2 separate regions of the Homo sapiens genome follow, and region 2 is linked to region 1. Evidence: chromatin loops called from intact Hi-C (ENCODE). Cell type or tissue: heart left ventricle. All regions are shown on one strand. Links, peaks and the distances in the headings refer to the core of each region. The heading gives the core; the rest is flanking DNA. Region 1 holds the start of LOC105377498 (a long non-coding RNA gene). Region 2 overlaps TMEM131L (transmembrane 131 like).

Region 1 (8,326 bases), core at 173-8,172:
ATCCCTCCTGGATTCGGAAAGGGCCAGATACTAGTTTTACCTAGCCCCACTAACAGCTGGGGTGCTAGCCCATGACCCAGACTTCTCCAGATTTACCCGCCTGAGGCAGGGCCTCCTCAAGCTGATGCCACAAGGAAGCAAAGAAGTTGAAGAATCTGTCCTGGGGGACCACAGCAGTACTGTAGCAGGGTAAGTGATGGGGTGGGGTTCTCAGCAGTCTATTTCCATGGAATATTTTTGGCTGTGGCTCTAGCTGCTAATCCCTCTTTTTGCCGGCTTGGTTTCTGGGCCTGGTTCTTTGGTCTTCCTAGAGATTCTGTCAGCTGCCCAACATCTTTTCAGCTCAAATCAGCCAAAGTTTGGTTTCTGTGGTTTGACTGATTCATTTCCCAAGCCTGTGTATCTGTGGCCTAGACTCTGCTGAGCTCCTGACTCGTGTTTCCATCTGTACCAGGCCTCATCCCGTGGATGGCCCACAGGCACCTCCCAATGGAATAAAAGATGCAGTTCACCATCTTGCTTGCAACGCCCCTCAGCTGGCTGTACTATATTCCCACGCCAGTGAGTGCCTTGGCCTACCTGCCCAGCTGAAAGCTTTGTTGATACCCTGACTCTTGTGTCTTCCATAACTCCATGTGCAACCAAAGAAATCTGTCCCTCACCCCCACATTCCATGAGGACCAAAAGGCATTTTCTCTCCAATTCAAAGAATTTTAAAATACATTATTATATTTACATATTTACTCTTACCACATTCCACATACTATAAAGATCTACTTTAGCCAACTAGTTAAAGGACTTTGCAAAACCCTATTAAAGAATAGGCCAGCAATTAAGCTCACATTTCCCCAACTCCCATCCCAACTTTCTCCTTACTCCAACTCCCATTCCAACTTTCTCCTTACTTTCATGGCTTCTCCTCTGTGGTTTAAAGATTTGACATCTTTCCTAGACGCTAGGGTAGGTCACTCTACTATATGTTAAAATAATGAAATGTGATTATAACATCTGCAAAATACAAAATACATTTTGCATTACCTTTCAGCTCTAGGACAAGTTAGCACGAACATTCAGTATTAGATACCTCCAGCATTAACAGAGTTTGCCAGACACTATACATAAAAAAAAGAAGCCAAAGCAGAAATTCACACGAACCCTAAGCAGATAAGGGAGTCTAGGGATGAAGGACTTTTTCCTCTTTGATCATGGGTGGACAATGCAAGCTCATGCATTACCGTGCATGTTATTTTTAGAAAACCAACCGTGAGTTCTCAAAGTGTCCATAAAAATTTAAGTTATTAGTTTCCTAAAGGTGCACTAGCCACGTTTTAAAGCTCATCTATAACACTTTAAGCAACTTGGTAGCTGAACTTATTCATACTGTAAAGGCAGACATGCCAAATCCCACCAACATTCATTTCTTCTATCTACCCAAGGCAGTTAGATTCAGAAATCCCCAAAGGCAAATAAAAACAGGCTGCCTAACTTTCACAGGCTCACAGTGTTATGTATGTATCACACACCTCCTACAATACATAACACATATGATACAAGGGAGAGCACAGTCCACAGTACTTTAAGTATCCACAAGAGGAAGAGATCACCTGGCGTGGAATAGGTTAGGAAATGCCTTTTGGAAGAGGTGGCATTTGAGTAGGATCTAGAAGGCTGAACGTGCTGTCTTCAGGTAAGGCTGGAGGAAGAGTTTTAACGAAGTGAAAAAACACAAGTTAAGGCATACAGATCACAGAAAGGCTGATAAGATAAAAAGTGAAGTACAAAAGATAATTAATTTCTAGAGTTTCTCAGTAGGACCGAAGAACAATCCTATGTAACTTTATGACCCGGAATAATATTTTACTAAAACACACTGAACTGACAGATGTTTTTTGTTTTGGGGTTTTTTTTTTTGTTTTTTTGTTTTTATTTTTGAGACAAAGTTTCACTCTTGTTGCCCAGGCTGGAGGGCAGTGGCGCGATCTCAGCTCACTGCAACCTCCGCCTCCCGGGTTCAAGCAATTCTCCTGCCTCAGCCTTCCCCAGTAGCTGGGATTACAGGCACCCGCCACCATGCCCGGCTAATTTTGTATTTTTAGTAGAGACGGGGTTTCTCCACGTTGGTCAGGCTGGTCTGGAACTCTCAACCTCAGGGGATCCGCCTGCCTCGGCCTCCCATAGTGCTGGAATTACAGGCGTAAGCCACCGTGCCCGGCCCTGACAGGTGTTTTTTTTTTAAAGTCCCAATATGAGCAAATATCTCAAAATGATCTTCAGACAAATACAAAGAATGTTAACAAGATTGCCAGAAAAATCTAATGAAAAATTTCTAACTATTCTTTGAAGGACCAGCCTCATGAGTAAAGGAGCCGGCAGGAGCAAGGGAGCCTCCTGCTTCACAGCAGCTGTTACAGTCGAGCACAATACTAACATGTATATCAGTGTTTCACTCCACCAGGGCCCAGTCCCATCTCTCAGAATACCCAGACAATATGTCATTATTCAAAAAGTTAAGTCTTCTCTCCTCAAAAAAAAAAAAAAAAAAAAAAAAAATCTAGCCTCTGAACATAATGTTTTTAAAACGGAATGCAGCAGAAACCTTTTTAATTGAAGTTTCATGCTGTCCATTCAGCAGACTAGCATAGACCACACACTTGCCCATAAAGTATAATTTACTATCACCAAGCTCACTTATATAATATAACCCCACTGTCAGAGGAGGACTTTAAAAACGATTTTTCTTATATGAAACCCAACAAACACTGGCACTGGAGAAACCAGTCTAGAGTGTGCCCAGAAAAACAAGGACTCCTTAACACAAGTCAGAGGACTGCTGGGTGTTTGTTTTGTTGGGTTTTTTTCCGCCTCCCCCCCTTTTGGGGGAGGTATGTGACTTAAACATATGTTGTATGAAAAGCAATTTTTCCTTGAGAAATAATGGTAAAGATCTCACTGTTTCTTTCCCAAGGTTCTGTGACAGAGGTTGCTCTTTGGCCCCTAATATCCCCCCTTCTCGTCTTCTTTCACATAATGGAATTTTTAAGTGGGCATATTTCCAAGGCTTCTCTGCATCTGGGTACGGCCACGGGACTAAGTTCCAGCAAATGGGGTGAAAGCCGAAGTATCGCGCCGGCAGTTTCCAAACTGCTGCCAGGAAAACAAACGTCTCCACCTTGTCCCACGAGTAGGAGATCCCAGTACCCTGGGGAAGGCGACGTGGGGTCCCTAAAGACTTCCTGGAGCCAGCGGCTGCATATCTGCAGACTCTCTCAGGAGAGAGAAAACACTCTCTTAAGATGTAAGCTTTAATTCTAACTGGAACAGCTTCCCATTCTTTTCCAACACCAGAAATTGCCAGCAGCAGCTGCTCAGCGGAACTAATACTACATGGCCTCATCACTCCAGCCCCTGCTTGCCCTGAGGGAGGCGGGTTTTTCAGCAGTGCCAGCCTTTCAGGGCGGCCAGAAGCAGAGCATCCCAATAAACCAGAAAGCTAAGTGGCTGAAGCAATAAAAGTCACTCAAACATAACCCAAATCTGATGGTAAAACAAAGAAAATCCTAAGTATGGAAAGGATGGTTCCTGCTGTCTTTCACTGGGAAAACCCATTGGTTCTGGTGGGGGCCTAGGGTGGCTTTGGCCCTGCACTGATGTAAACTGGGAAGTGCCTGCATGTGACTGGTTTAGAGCCTATCCTTCTGCTTCGTAACTAGACCTGCAGGGACGTACAAGGACCTCCATGAGATGCTTCAGGGAACCAAAGGTGGGAGGGTATTCCAGACTGATGTGGCCACACCAGAAAGAAAAGAGGTGCTAGAAGGAGCACACAGGTGACATCCCCACCTGGAAGGAACAAAGTCCTGGAAGGAGCATAGTCAATAAGAACCACTGCCATTTACATTTCAGGGAAGGCAAGGGGTAAGAATTATCCTACTCTTTGAAGATTGCTTAAAACATCCTCAAATACCGATACACATTACCTCCTTCCTGTGGGGTGGCTGGCAGGAACCTTACAAGGGAAAATACTTGTGTTCCCGCTCTACTTAAAGTTGTTCAGTGTTGTGTGAAACTGCAGAGTTCTTGCAAAATCAGAAGAGAAAAAATCAGGGAAAGTTGCATCTTGCTTCCCAGTTAGTCTAGGGAGAAAGGAGTCCATCAGATATAACACAGCAGTGGAAGAAACAATGAGGCTAAATTCCTACAGGTTTGTCAGAGGCTTTTGAACCAGAGCAACTCCATCTTAAATAGGAGCTGGGTAAAACGAGGCTGAAACCTACTGGGCTGCATTCCCAGACAGTTAAGGCATTCTAAGTCTTGGATGAGATAAGAGGTCAGCACAAGATACAGGTCATAAAGGCCTTGCTGATGAAACAGGTTGCAGTAAAGAAGCCGGCCGAAACCCACCAAAACCAAGATGGCCACAAGAGCGACCTCTGGTTGTCCTCACTGCTACACTCCACCAGCGCCATGACAGTTTACAAATGCCATGGCAACATCAGTATGTTACCCTATACGGTCAAAAAAGGGGAGGCATAAATAATCCACCCCTTATTTAGCATATCATCAAGAAATAACCATGAAAATGGGCAACCAGCAGCCCTCAGGGCTGTTCTGACTATGGAGTAGCCATTCTTTCATTCGTTTACTTTCTTAATAAACCTGCTTTTGCTTTGCACTATGGACTTGCCTTGAATTCTTTCTTGTGTGAGATTCAAGAACTCTCTCTTGGGGTCTAGATCAGAACCTCTTTCCTGTAACAGGTTCACTGGGTCCCAATCAGGAACAATCTACAAAGGTGGAGTTAACCATAAAGATGAGTACAAGAGATCATCTAATGCTCTTGTGATCAGAAGTTCAGTTTCCACTATTATAAAATTAAGGTAAGACCCTGTGATGGTTAATACTGAGTATCAACTTGATTGAAGGATGCAGAGTATTGATCCTGGGTGTGTCCGTGAGGGTGTTGCCAAAGGAGATTAACATTTGAGTCAGTGGGCTGGGAAAGGCAGACCCACCCTTAATCTGGGTGGGCACCATCTAATCAGCTGCCAGCGCAGCCAGGATATAAAGCAGGCAGAAAAGCATGAAAAGGCTAGACTGGCTTAGCCTCCCAGCCAACATCTTTTTCCTATGCTTTCTCCCGTGCTGGATGCTTCCTGCCCTGGAACATCAGACTCCCAAGTTCTTCAGCTTTGGGACTCGGACTGGTTTCCTTGCTCCTCAGCTTGCAGACAACCTATTGGACCTTGTGATCGGGTGAGTTTAATACTTTGTAATAAACTCCCCTTTATATATATACATAGAAGGGAGGGAGGGAGGGAGGGAGATAGATAGACAGACAGACAGACAAGACAGATAGCTAGATAGATCGATCGATTCTGTCAGTTCTGTCCCTCTAGAGAATCTGACTGACACAGACCCCCTAAATCCATTGTGAGGATTAAATGAAATGTGTTTGTAAAGAGTTTTGCCAAGCACCCAGCAAAGTGTTTCAGGATTTCTTTTATTAGAGGTTGTGGGGAGGTGGGCAGAATGCCTCCAACAGAACTCCAGTGCCCTGACAGCTAGAGGCTGCACTGCAGGCACTGCAGCAACTGAAGCAGGAGCCTCCCTTTCAATTCAGCTCAGGGAACTTAATTGTTCTTAATTATACAGATGCCACTCATATGCAAATCATACATGAAGAGTTTTCCTTTTAAATTGTAATTCTTCTTTCAAACCCTTGAGGCACTGAAGTGTTATTGCTGAAGATGTCTGCAAAAGAAAGAATGGCCCTGCGTGGTCCCTCAAGCCCAGGAGTCCCTCTCCACAGGCCCTCACTCCCTCTGCCCCATCAGCAGCTTGTTAACCCCCCCAGTGGCCAGGTCTGCCCCAGTCTTGCTCCTGGATTTTCAGCCCAGATCCTAACAACTTCCCCTGTCTTTCCAGCATTCTCCATCCCCAGACAAAGCACGGTATGAATCCTATGCAGATGTGCAGGAAGGCAGGGAAAAGCAAAGATCAGCTGGTAGCAACGTGGTTTTGTCCATTCAATCCTTCTCTCAATAAATACCCATTCCAAAAGAAGCAGAGCGCTCCAATAAAAATTGTGTTTTGAAGATTGTAAACAGCAACATGAAAAAAGTGCTGCCGTTGCCGTGACAAGTAAACAAAAGGAAACAAAGCTGCTGTGTGCAACAAGATTACAACTAAAAAAAATATACAAAGGAAAATGAGAAGGCAAATACCAAAATATTAACAGCAACGTTAGGATGAGTAGAATATCAGACACTTTCCTTTTGCCTGACTCTCCAAAATGGTTCTGAACCTGTGAGAATATTAAAGATGTTCAGAACGATGTGCTTTTTGAAAACTCAAGAGCAATAGGAAGGTACACTCTTCCTAAATACAGCTTATAGTTATTTCTTTTTTTGATTCAAACAGCATATTTCCACATTAATAAATTATTTAAAAGCTAACAAAAGTTAGCTTTTAAATAATTGGTTTTGTTATGTTGCTTCACTTCCCCTAACTCGCTGGCCACCTCTCAGTCTCCTCTACCACCCTTCTGAATGCAGAGACACCCCAGGCTCCAGACCCTGGTCCTCTTTTCTAAGCAATCTAAAATGACTCAATGCTTATCTGATCCAACGTGAAGGCTGTAAACACCACCCCAAATTTACATCTCTAGCCCAGCACCCTTCCCAACTGCCCATCCACATGTGCTCTGGAATGTCGAAAAGACATCCCAAAACTCAACAGGTGTGAAACTGAGCTCCTGATCTTACCCCCACACCCAACTGCCCACAGCCATCTCCGCTCAGTTGTTCAAGCCAATAACCCTGGAGTCATCCCTAACTGTTCTCTTTCTCACACCCCGCATCCCATCCATCGGAAATCCCATGAGCTCCGCTTTCACCAGGCCCACTGCCACACCTGATCCAAGCACCCATCATGTCTCTCCATCTCTTGCTTCCTGGCTGTAAGGGCCTCACTGGTTTCCCTGCCACCCAGGCTCAGCACTGCCAGCATGGCCTCTTTAAACCTAATTCAAATGGCATCACTGCTCTGCTCAAAATCCCCACAAGAACTCCGCATTTCCAAGGCCTCACGCTGTGCTCTCCCTGTGACCTCACCAACTCCACACCCCTCTCCAGGTCTGTACCCACGGTGCTCTCACCACAAGGGTCTTCTGGCTTCACTGGGAATATCCCAAGTATATGGTCCTCCTACCTTAAAGTCCTTTGCAGTGGCTGTTCTCTCTATCTGGAACATTCTTCACCCAGACAGCCTCATGGCAAACTCCCTCATCTCCATCAAATCCTCCAACTCCTGGCCAGGCGCCGTGGCTCACGCCTGTAATCCTAGCACATTGGGAGGCCGAGGCGGGCGTATCACGAGGTCAGGAGATAGAGACCATCCTGGCTAACATGGTGAAATCCCGTCTCTACTAAAAATACAAAAAATTAGCCGGGCGTGGTAGCACACGCCTGTAGTCCCAGCTACTAGGGAGGCTGAGGCAGGAGAATCGCTTGAACCCGGGAGGCAAAGGTTGCAGTGAGCTGAGATTGCGCCACTGTACTCCAGCCTGGGCGACAGAGCAAGACTCTGTCTCAAAAAAAATAAAAAATAAAAATAAATCCTCCACCTCCTTCAAATCCTTGTAAAATCTCACCCTCTTAATAAGCTTCAACCTCCTGTTTATAGCTGCAGCCCACACCACAATCCTCATCCTCTTTTCCCTTGACCGGTTGTTTCCACTTTTTCTATACCACATATCACCTTATAACATCCATAAAATTTAGTTTCGCAGTTTTCTCTTTCTCACATCCTATTAGACTGCAAGGTCCACTAGATTTTGGTCTATTTGGTTTGCTGTTTTGTATTTACAGAACACTCACTCGGTAACATTTGTTGAGTGAAAGAAAACCTTCCCAAACCGGTGTCATTGATTTATAAAATCACAATTCAGGCCTCATAATATTTCTTTTTAATTACTCAGTATAAAGCTGGCTTCATCCTAGCATGTCAGAAACTGCAGAATCATAAAAAACGTTTCCCAAACTTCAACCAAAACCTTCACCAAATCTAATTTACCAAAACAATAAAAGTATGTATAGAATACTTTTAAAAACCAATGTCAGGTTGGTTATATTTCTTTTTCAGCTTAAAAAATATATCGGGTCTATTCATGCCAATCACAAATACAACATTTAGTGATTTGCTAAATTACGAATGCTGTAAATGTTAGAGGGCAAGACAACTAAGAAACTTAAAAATGCAAAAAACATAGGATCCTACTAAGGAAAATAAGGTACTGAACCAGGCAATGAAAAGTTTAGAAAGAGAT
Region 2 (8,326 bases), core at 93-8,092, 50 kb after region 1:
GATAAGGTTTAGCTAAAATTCTAATTTTCTTCAAACTCTATTTTTAATTTAAAGTGAACTAAAAAGAAAAAATTGGGCTATGTGCAGTGGCTCATGCCGGTAATCCCAGGACTGTGGGAGGCCAAAATGGGAGAACTGTTGAGCGCAGGAGTTTGAGGCCAGCCTGGGCAACATAGTGAGACCTCCATCTTTTAAAAACCTTCTTTTTTTTTTTTTATAATTAGCTAAGCATGGTGGCATGGACCAATAGTCCCCACTACTTGGAAGGCTGAGGCAGGGGGATCGCTTGAGCCCAGGATTTCAAGGTTGCAGCGAGCTATGATCATGCTACCTACACTCCAGCTCGGGTGATGGAGCAAGGCCCCATCTCAAAACAAGAAGGAAAAAACTGCCAGGTGTGGTGGCTCCTGCCTACAATCCCAACACTTTGGGGAGTGGGTGGATCACTTGAGCTTAGGAGTTCAAGACCAGCCTGGGAAACATGAAACCTTGTCTCTACAAAAAATATTTTAAAATTAGCCAGACACGGTGGCAAGTGCCTGTAGTCCCAGCTACTCAGGAGGGTGAGGTGGAAGGATGGCTTGAGCCCGGGAGTCTGAGGTTGTAGTGAGCCAAGACTGGGCTACCGAACTCCAGCCTGGGTGACAGAACCAGACACTGTCTCAAAAACAGAAAAGAAAAGAAAAAACCCACACTCTAAAAAAGTACTACTAAAAAATAATCCAAATATCCAGAGACTAATTATATTAAATGTGTATATAAGGCTTTCACTATACTAAATAAATGCATAAGACGTACAACTTGGAATAAAACGACTAATTTGACAAAATAGTTTAAATTGTCCCTAAACAAATTTACATGACTAAAAGTTAAGTCTTACCATATGAATGATTACAGAGCAACAAAAAAAACTGATAAGGACCACTGAGAAAACAGTAATACGAAAGACTAGTGATTTACTTTCATATGACTGACACCTCTAATTACCGTCTACCTAATAAAAATCCCCAAAGCAAGTGTGTGGACAAAAAATGCCTCCAATCCATCTCAAAACACGGTTTTTCTCTTCTCTGTTTACCAGTTTCCTATTGCACTTACTTCCTACCTACTCTCTTCCCTTCTATTAGTCAATATTACAGGTGTTCAGCTCTCTAGGAACATGTCTTTCCTTCACCAGTTTCCCCTTTTATCCCCAATTCAAAAGTGGAAATAAAAAGAAAACGTAAGCAGTGTGCATTTACGTGACAGGCCTTAAACTCAGCAAGAGATCAGGTTACTTGATATCTGTGTGTCCATAAAGCCTATTCCACATGCCACAAATGTATTTCTGACTTCGACACGGACAATACCTATATGACACATCTCTGAACGGGGTCTTGTTTTTGTGGTGCTTTTCTTTGGGTTTTAGGCTTTCTTTTTTTTTTTTTTTTTTTTTGAGACAGAGTCTCACTCTATCGCCCAGGCTGGAGTGCAGTGGCGTGATCTCGGCTCACTGCAACCTCCACCTCCCGGGTTCACGCCATTCTCCTGCCTCAGCCTCCCAAGTAGCTGGGACTACAGGCCCATGTCACCAGACCTGGCTAATATTTTTATTTTTAGTAGAGATGGGGTTTCACCATGTTAGCCAAGATGGTCTCGATCTAATGATCTCATGATCCACCCGCCTCGGCCTCCCAAAGTGCTGGGATTACAGGCATGAGCCCCCACGCCCGGCCGCTCATTTTTTAAATCTAGAAGCTTTTGTTTCCAACAAGGAGCAACATAACTTTCATGAGCCCTTCCAGTACTCACAATAACTTTATGTTTACCCAAATAAACAACTAGGAATAACCTCCCTCTCCTAACTATATTACCTGAAAGTGGTGAATTAATGAAACCCCTTCCCAGCTCCCTAAACATACTTTCAAATTAAAATAAGGCCTGAATTTACAACCCAGGTTAAATGGATTAAAAGATTAAGGACTAGAGAGCAAGTGCCTTCTCCATCTCACTCTCACATTTCAACCTCAAATTACCCCAGCCCTCTAATGACTAGAGTAGTCACTGTAAAGGCGCCTAATTACCCACGAATTACACCAACTGTAACCAATTTCAGGATCACAGATCAGATTTTCCCAAAACATGAATCTGCTAATTAAGTTACCTGAAAGTCAAACTAACACGCAATTTGGATGTGACATTTATCCACCTGAAAGTAGACCTGTTAAGTATTTCAATTCACAGTAACAGCAGCTATTCCTTATGGACAGCACTATTACACACTTGGAAAACTGCAGCTGAAATACACGGACGCAGGAAGAGACTCATCTATGATTCAAGCATTTCCAGGAAATAACAAAAGGATTCTCCTGGCAAACCAACAGAATGGCCCACCAAGACCTGCTTCAGCCTGGGAATCAACTCGTATTCATTTGCTAAATTAAACTGATAATGAAACAAGTTTAAGATACTCACATACAGAGACACACCACAGCACACACAGCCTGGCACCAGTTACATTAGTCGCTTTTTTCTGAATTCTGACACAAGGAACGAGGTTTGATTTCATGGTTTTGCCTATTTGCTCATTATTAAATCTGCCCACTTATTTTCCGCAAGAAAAAAAAAAAATTGGGCCAGGCGCAGTGGCTCACACCTGTAATTTCAGCACTTTGGGAGGCCAAGGTGGGTGGACCATGAGGTCAGGAGTTTGAGACCAGCCTGACCAACATGGTGAAACCCCGTCTCTACTAAAAATACAAAAATTAGCCGGGCATGGTGGTACATGCCTGTAACCCCAGCTACTCAGGGGGCCGAGGCAGGAGAATCGCTTGAACCTGGAAGGCAGAGGTTGCAGTGAACTGAGATCGTACCACCGCACTCCAGCCTGAGTGAGAGAGTGAGACTCTGTCTCAAGAAAAAAATACTTCTCCCCAGTGCTCACAATCTTGTGAAAATAAAGAATTTTCCTTGGACGTGCTCCTACAGATACACAAAGAAATAATTCAGAAATAAAATCCATTCAACCAAAAGGCCAGGTTCAATGAGCTGGGAAGAAACTGCGTGGGTTTTGCAGCTGCGGCTGGAGCCCAGGAGTCCAAAGCTGCCGTAGACTGGTCTGTGCAGCTCTCAGGAAGGAAGCTTCACAGTGGATCGCTTCACACATCACCAGCCCAATACCAAAAAGGCGTTTCTCAGGAGCCCTGGTGTTGGGGGAGGGCAAGGAAAACAAGTGAGGGACATTCACAAGGGCTCACAGACGAGTCTCGCTGGGGACTATGTGTTATGGGTTAAACTGTGTCTCCACCAACCCCAACATGATATGTCAAAGTCCTAACCCCAGTACCTCAGAATGTGACCTGACTTGGAAACAGGGTTGGTGCAGATGCAATTAGTCCAGATGAGGCTGGACTGGAGTAGGGTGGGCCCCTGCTTCAATATAACTGGTGTCCTTATACGACAGCCACGTGAAAGCACGGAGACACCCAGGGAGAGCGCTGTGCGACAAGAGACTGGAGTGCCGCAGCTGCAAGCCAAGAAACCCCACAGGCTGCCGGCGAGCCCGCAGAAGCTAGGAAAAGGCGAGGGCGGACTCCCCGAGGGTTTCAGAGGCAGCGTGGCCCTGCCGGCTTGACAGAGGACTTCCAGCCACCGGACTGTGAGGAGAGAATACAATTCTGTTGTTCTAAAGCCGCGCAGTTTGTGGCACTTCGTTAGACAGCCCTGGGAAATTAATACACCACACTTGAACTTGAGTTGCTTCCTGTTGCCCTACTCCATCCAGCCCCCTCAGCTGGCAAATGCTCCCACTCCACCACAACAGAGCCGCAGGGAATCCCCGGGTTGCTGTGTGGCTGGGGAGGCCCTTCTCCCCTGTAAGTGGCACACAACAGGCTGGGCTATCCCAGGCCCAGGCCCTTGTCCCAATTTTGTTCCTTCTCTCCAAGTTCCCGGCTGCCTCCTCTGGGCCCTGCCCTCACCAGGGCCCGGTCCCCACTCCTCCCACAGGCAGCCCTGGCCCTCCAGCTGCAGGACGGGGTGTGGAAGTCCCCTTGGGGTGGGCAGTGCCCCGTGCTGCTTCCGCCCACCCCAGTTTCTCACAGAATTTTTAGAACACTTCTTTCAGTTTTGCCTTAAGTAATATCCTTCCTCATGCCCCAACAACCCCACTCACACTGGTGCACTCACGCACCCTCATTCTCTCTTACACACAACTCAGCCACAGGCCCACAGGGTCTCTCTCTCTCACACAAAACTCAGCCACAAACCCACAACGGTCTCGGTCTCTCTCTCACACACACACACGCACACAAAACTCAGCCACAGGCTCACCAGGGTCTCTCTCAACATGCACACATACACACACACACCCCTCAGTCATAGGCTCACAAGAGTCTCTCTTGTCTCTCATACATACACAAACACACACAACCAGCCACAGGCCCACAAAGGTCTCTCTCTTTGTCCCTGTCTGCTCTCTCGCACTCACAAACACACATCTCAGCCACAGGCCCACCAGAGTCTGTCTGTCTCTTTGTCTCTCTCACTCTCTCTCACACACATACACCTCAGCCACAGGCCCACAAGGGTCTCTCTCCTTGTCCCTGGCTCCTCTCTCTCGCACACTCCCACACACACACATACAGCTCAGCCACAGGCCCACGAGGGTGTCTCTCTCTCTCTCTCTCTCACACACACACACACACACACACACACGCCTGTGCAGCTCCACAGGGGCCTGGGCCAGGAGACAGATCTGAATACACATACCACCCTGTGCTGTGAGTGGCCACTCCCATCCAACAACTGAGACTTTCTGTTACTGGGCCAAGGTTTTCTGCCAAACTTACTTCCCTTATAATGAATGAATTCTCCCTCAGAAGGTTCCTCAGTCCTCCCCTGGAAGCTGACCTGCAATGGCCTAACCCACCTATTTACCAGGCATGCCAGGACATATGAGACCCTGATAGGTGGACACCAAAGCTCAGCCTGGAACCCCACCCCCATGTGCATCATTGCAGCAGAACTTCTTCGGACACACTCGATCCACCAGCTAACACTCCATACCCTATGAAGAGAATACGTACGGATTCTAGGTTTGATAAAATCCTGGGCCAGTGGTGGTAAGTCAGGCTGAAAAGCAACCATCTCCCAATTTCCACCCACTGTTTTACCTACAAGACTATTTCTACCTCTCATTATTTAATCCTCCACAAAAAGTATATTTTGTAACATGGTCCCTGAGCTGCCTCACCCTGGGCCAATGGTTTTCAAACTTGAGCGTGCATCAGAGCCACCTGGAGGGCTTGTTAAAACAGATCTCTGGGCTCCTCCCCTAGAGCTTCTGATTCACACCAGGTCTGGGGTGGGGTCTGAGAACCGGCCAGTCTAGCGAGTTCCCAAGCGATGCTGATTTAGGTCCCTGGACCAGGCTTCGAGAAACACTGCCCTAGACCGCTCATTTCTCGCTGAGCTCAGGTGGCCCAGCATAGCACTCAGCATAGCACACACTGCTGTCGGCCTTCCCACTGCCCATTCCCTTCCTCCCACTTAGGCAAAGCCGGGTTGTGCTCCCTATGACTAAACCCTGCAGGACAGAGCTGATCACGTGGTTCCACCACTCCACAGGCGTGGGTGGGTGAGTGGTTCAAGGTGAGTGCAGACCCACCTGTAAGATGTGAAGGGGAAGTCTGCTGGGGAGTACTTCTGAGAAAGTAGCCAGGGGTTCTTTTAACCTGCCTTTGGATGTTCAGGTGGGAGGCTGGGAGGCTGTGAAGCACACAGACCTCCTGCAAACGTGAGGGGAGCTGCACGGCACACAGAGTCCAACAGAACAGACAGGTCCGAAGAACCAGGCTCCCAGGTGCTGACACTAACCTGCTGAGTAAACCAACCCAGAACCACCCTGCCTCCAGGCTTCTTGTTAAGTGACATCATGCATTCTTTATTGTTTGAGCTGGTTGAGTCAGGGTTTTGTTACTTGCTGCTGAAAATAATCCCAAAGCAAAGCAAGCTGACAGGACAGCTCCTCTAAAGGCAACCTCTCAGCACACATTACAATGGCATGTGTTCCACAAACTAATCCCAATATTTCAGATTTAAATTTTCCACATTTCAAAAGCTATGTAGCTGAATATCTGTGGATAATCCACACTTAGAATTAGCATAAAACTAAAGAAGTTATCTAGCATACAGTAAAATATTACTGAAGGACCAACCCTGGGTCTATCTTACACGAGTCATGCTCTTTTTTTTTCAGGGATTTGCTAGGAACCATATAATACTAGGGCCTAAGAAAGTATTCAGTTGCTTCCATCCGTTAATCTCGGACTTAGTCTCCTTCGACAGACAGCTGTACATCTAATTGGGAAAGTGGCTTTCCACTCCAAAGCAGACAAGTATGCACTTACAGAGAGAGGACACCTAGGATCACGCACATGTTCTGTCACTTCATAGCTCTATAACCTTCAACAAATTGTTTTACCTTGATGAACCTGTCTCCTCATCTATAAAATGGGAATACTACCACATATCCACCTGGTTATGTAAGGAAGATACATGTGAAAGCACTTTGTAAACCATAAGGTTTACACAAGGGCAATTACTTAAATCCAATTTTTATGGATTAAGTGGATTAACATGACCTGATTTGAAGAAACAGGATTAATTACAATCCTAGAAGAATTACTCCACCAAAAATGCATACTACATACACCTGTCATAACTACCAATCGAACACTGTTTGGATTGTAATTCAAACAGAACCTTTACTGTAAATAATTTAGTGGCAGCAACATCCACAAGGTAGTTACAACCCTCAAAGTCAATGTTGTACAAGGCACAATATCAATATGAATTATTTACTATATACATTTTACATGGTTCACTTGGCAGGCCACACACTATGACTATGCTTTTACTGAGGCTATTCTCTGGGATCCACCTTCAAATGCAACAGTGGGTATCTGGGCACTTCACAGGGGGGCAAATCATCTTTCCTACAGAAGAAGTTCAGTTTTAATCCAACATGCATGTATCATTCGGAGCCATGTTTTCCAAATAAAATACCTGAACAAACTGGGTAAGAACAATAGGGACTGGACAATGTTTCTCAAACTGGGATGTGTACATGTATGTTAGAGAAGGCAACGCAATGAATTAAATATGGCCACCTTCCTGAAACATAAATTGTACTAGAAGATTTTTGGAACATAATAAAAACGAATCAACAGTGAGTAGTATTTAAATTCTCAACAAATGCTGATTTTTTTTTTTTTTTTTTTTTTTTAATGAGACAGAGTCTCGCTCTTTCGCCCAGGTCAGAGTACAGTGGTGTGATCTCGGCTCACTGCAAGCTCCACTTCCCGGGTTCATGCCATTCTCCTGCCTCAGCCTCCCAAGTAGCTGGGACTACAGGCGCCCGCCACCACGCCCAGCTAATTTTTTGTATTTTTAGTAGAGACGGGGTTTCACCATGTTAGCCAGGATGGTCTCGATCTCCTGACCTCGTGATCCGCCCGCCTCGGCCTCCCAAAGTGCTGGGATTACAGGCGTGAGCCACTGCACCTGGCCTGAATTTTTTTTTTTTTAATTTCCAAAGAATTTTCATGCTTACAGGAGACTTTAAAAACTACATCCCTATGGCCGGGCACGGTGGCTCACGCCTGTAATCTCAGCACTTTGGGAGGCCGAGGCGGGCGGATCACAAGGTCAGGAGATTGAGACCATCCTGAGTAACATGGTGAAACCCCGTCTCTACTGAAAATACAAAAAATTAGCTGGGCGTGGTGGCGGGCGCCTGTATTCCCAGCTACTCGGGAGGCTGAGGCAGGAGAATGGCATGAACCCGGGAGGCAGAGCTTGCAGTGAGCCAAGATCGTGCCACTGCACTCCAGCCTGGGTGGCAGAGCGAGACTCTGTCTCAAAAAAAAAATAAAAATAAAATAAAAATAATAAAAATAAAAACTACATCCCTACTACTTTGGGAGAAAACTTTGGGAGAAAACATTGAGAAAGACTACAATAAGCAAACAAGACTTTTTCTCATATCATTTATAAATTGGTTGCAAAGACAATGCTAAAACAATGGTTCCAAAAACATTAATTGGGCACCACACATCTGTAAAATACTGCCTAGACTACCACAGCAATTATTTGTAACATGATAACATTCTTTTGTTTAATTGATTGGGGGGAAAATTACTATTTACTTCAGGGTCATATTTCATATGTGGAAGACTCTAACAACAAACTAATACTCTGGTGACAATTCACTTAAAACAAGTAACAAGCTCCCAGGAGACCCCATTATCTTAATATTGGTGTTCCTAGACAGAGAAGACTGCCT

What was found. Peaks named below come from ENCODE experiments on the same cell type or tissue, not always from the same donor. Only the 100,000 strongest peaks of a DNase experiment are listed, where the experiment ranks them.
Region 2: a loop joins it to region 1, with 1.9 times the contacts of the local background. A loop is called at or near these places in 26 of 110 quality-filtered maps.

Annotation. Positions count from the first base shown.
Region 1 is chr4:153,533,717-153,542,042 of GRCh38, reverse strand. The region is part of intron 3 of TMEM131L (transmembrane 131 like); the gene reads right to left. LOC105377498 (a long non-coding RNA gene) reads left to right here and starts at 100. Exons shown (of 3, transcript XR_939363.3): 1 at 100-189; 2 at 5,171-5,253. RefSeq lists enhancers at 5,454-5,959, 6,474-7,049, 7,050-7,626. In heart left ventricle, for the core only: no CTCF peak of the experiment used is centred there; a DNase peak (open chromatin) is centred at 3,172; H3K4me3 peaks cover 1,013 bases; H3K27ac peaks cover 1,290 bases.
Region 2 is chr4:153,484,063-153,492,388 of GRCh38, reverse strand. All of the region lies in intron 3 of TMEM131L (transmembrane 131 like), which reads right to left. Among named protein-coding and RNA genes, the nearest start is that of TMEM131L, 22 kb to the right of the region's middle. RefSeq lists enhancers at 2,897-2,956, 3,587-3,796, 3,947-4,116, 4,297-4,366, 4,467-4,586 and 2 more. In heart left ventricle, for the core only: no CTCF peak of the experiment used is centred there; DNase peaks (open chromatin) are centred at 3,528, 3,938 and 4,699; H3K4me3 peaks cover 1,281 bases; H3K27ac peaks cover 4,124 bases.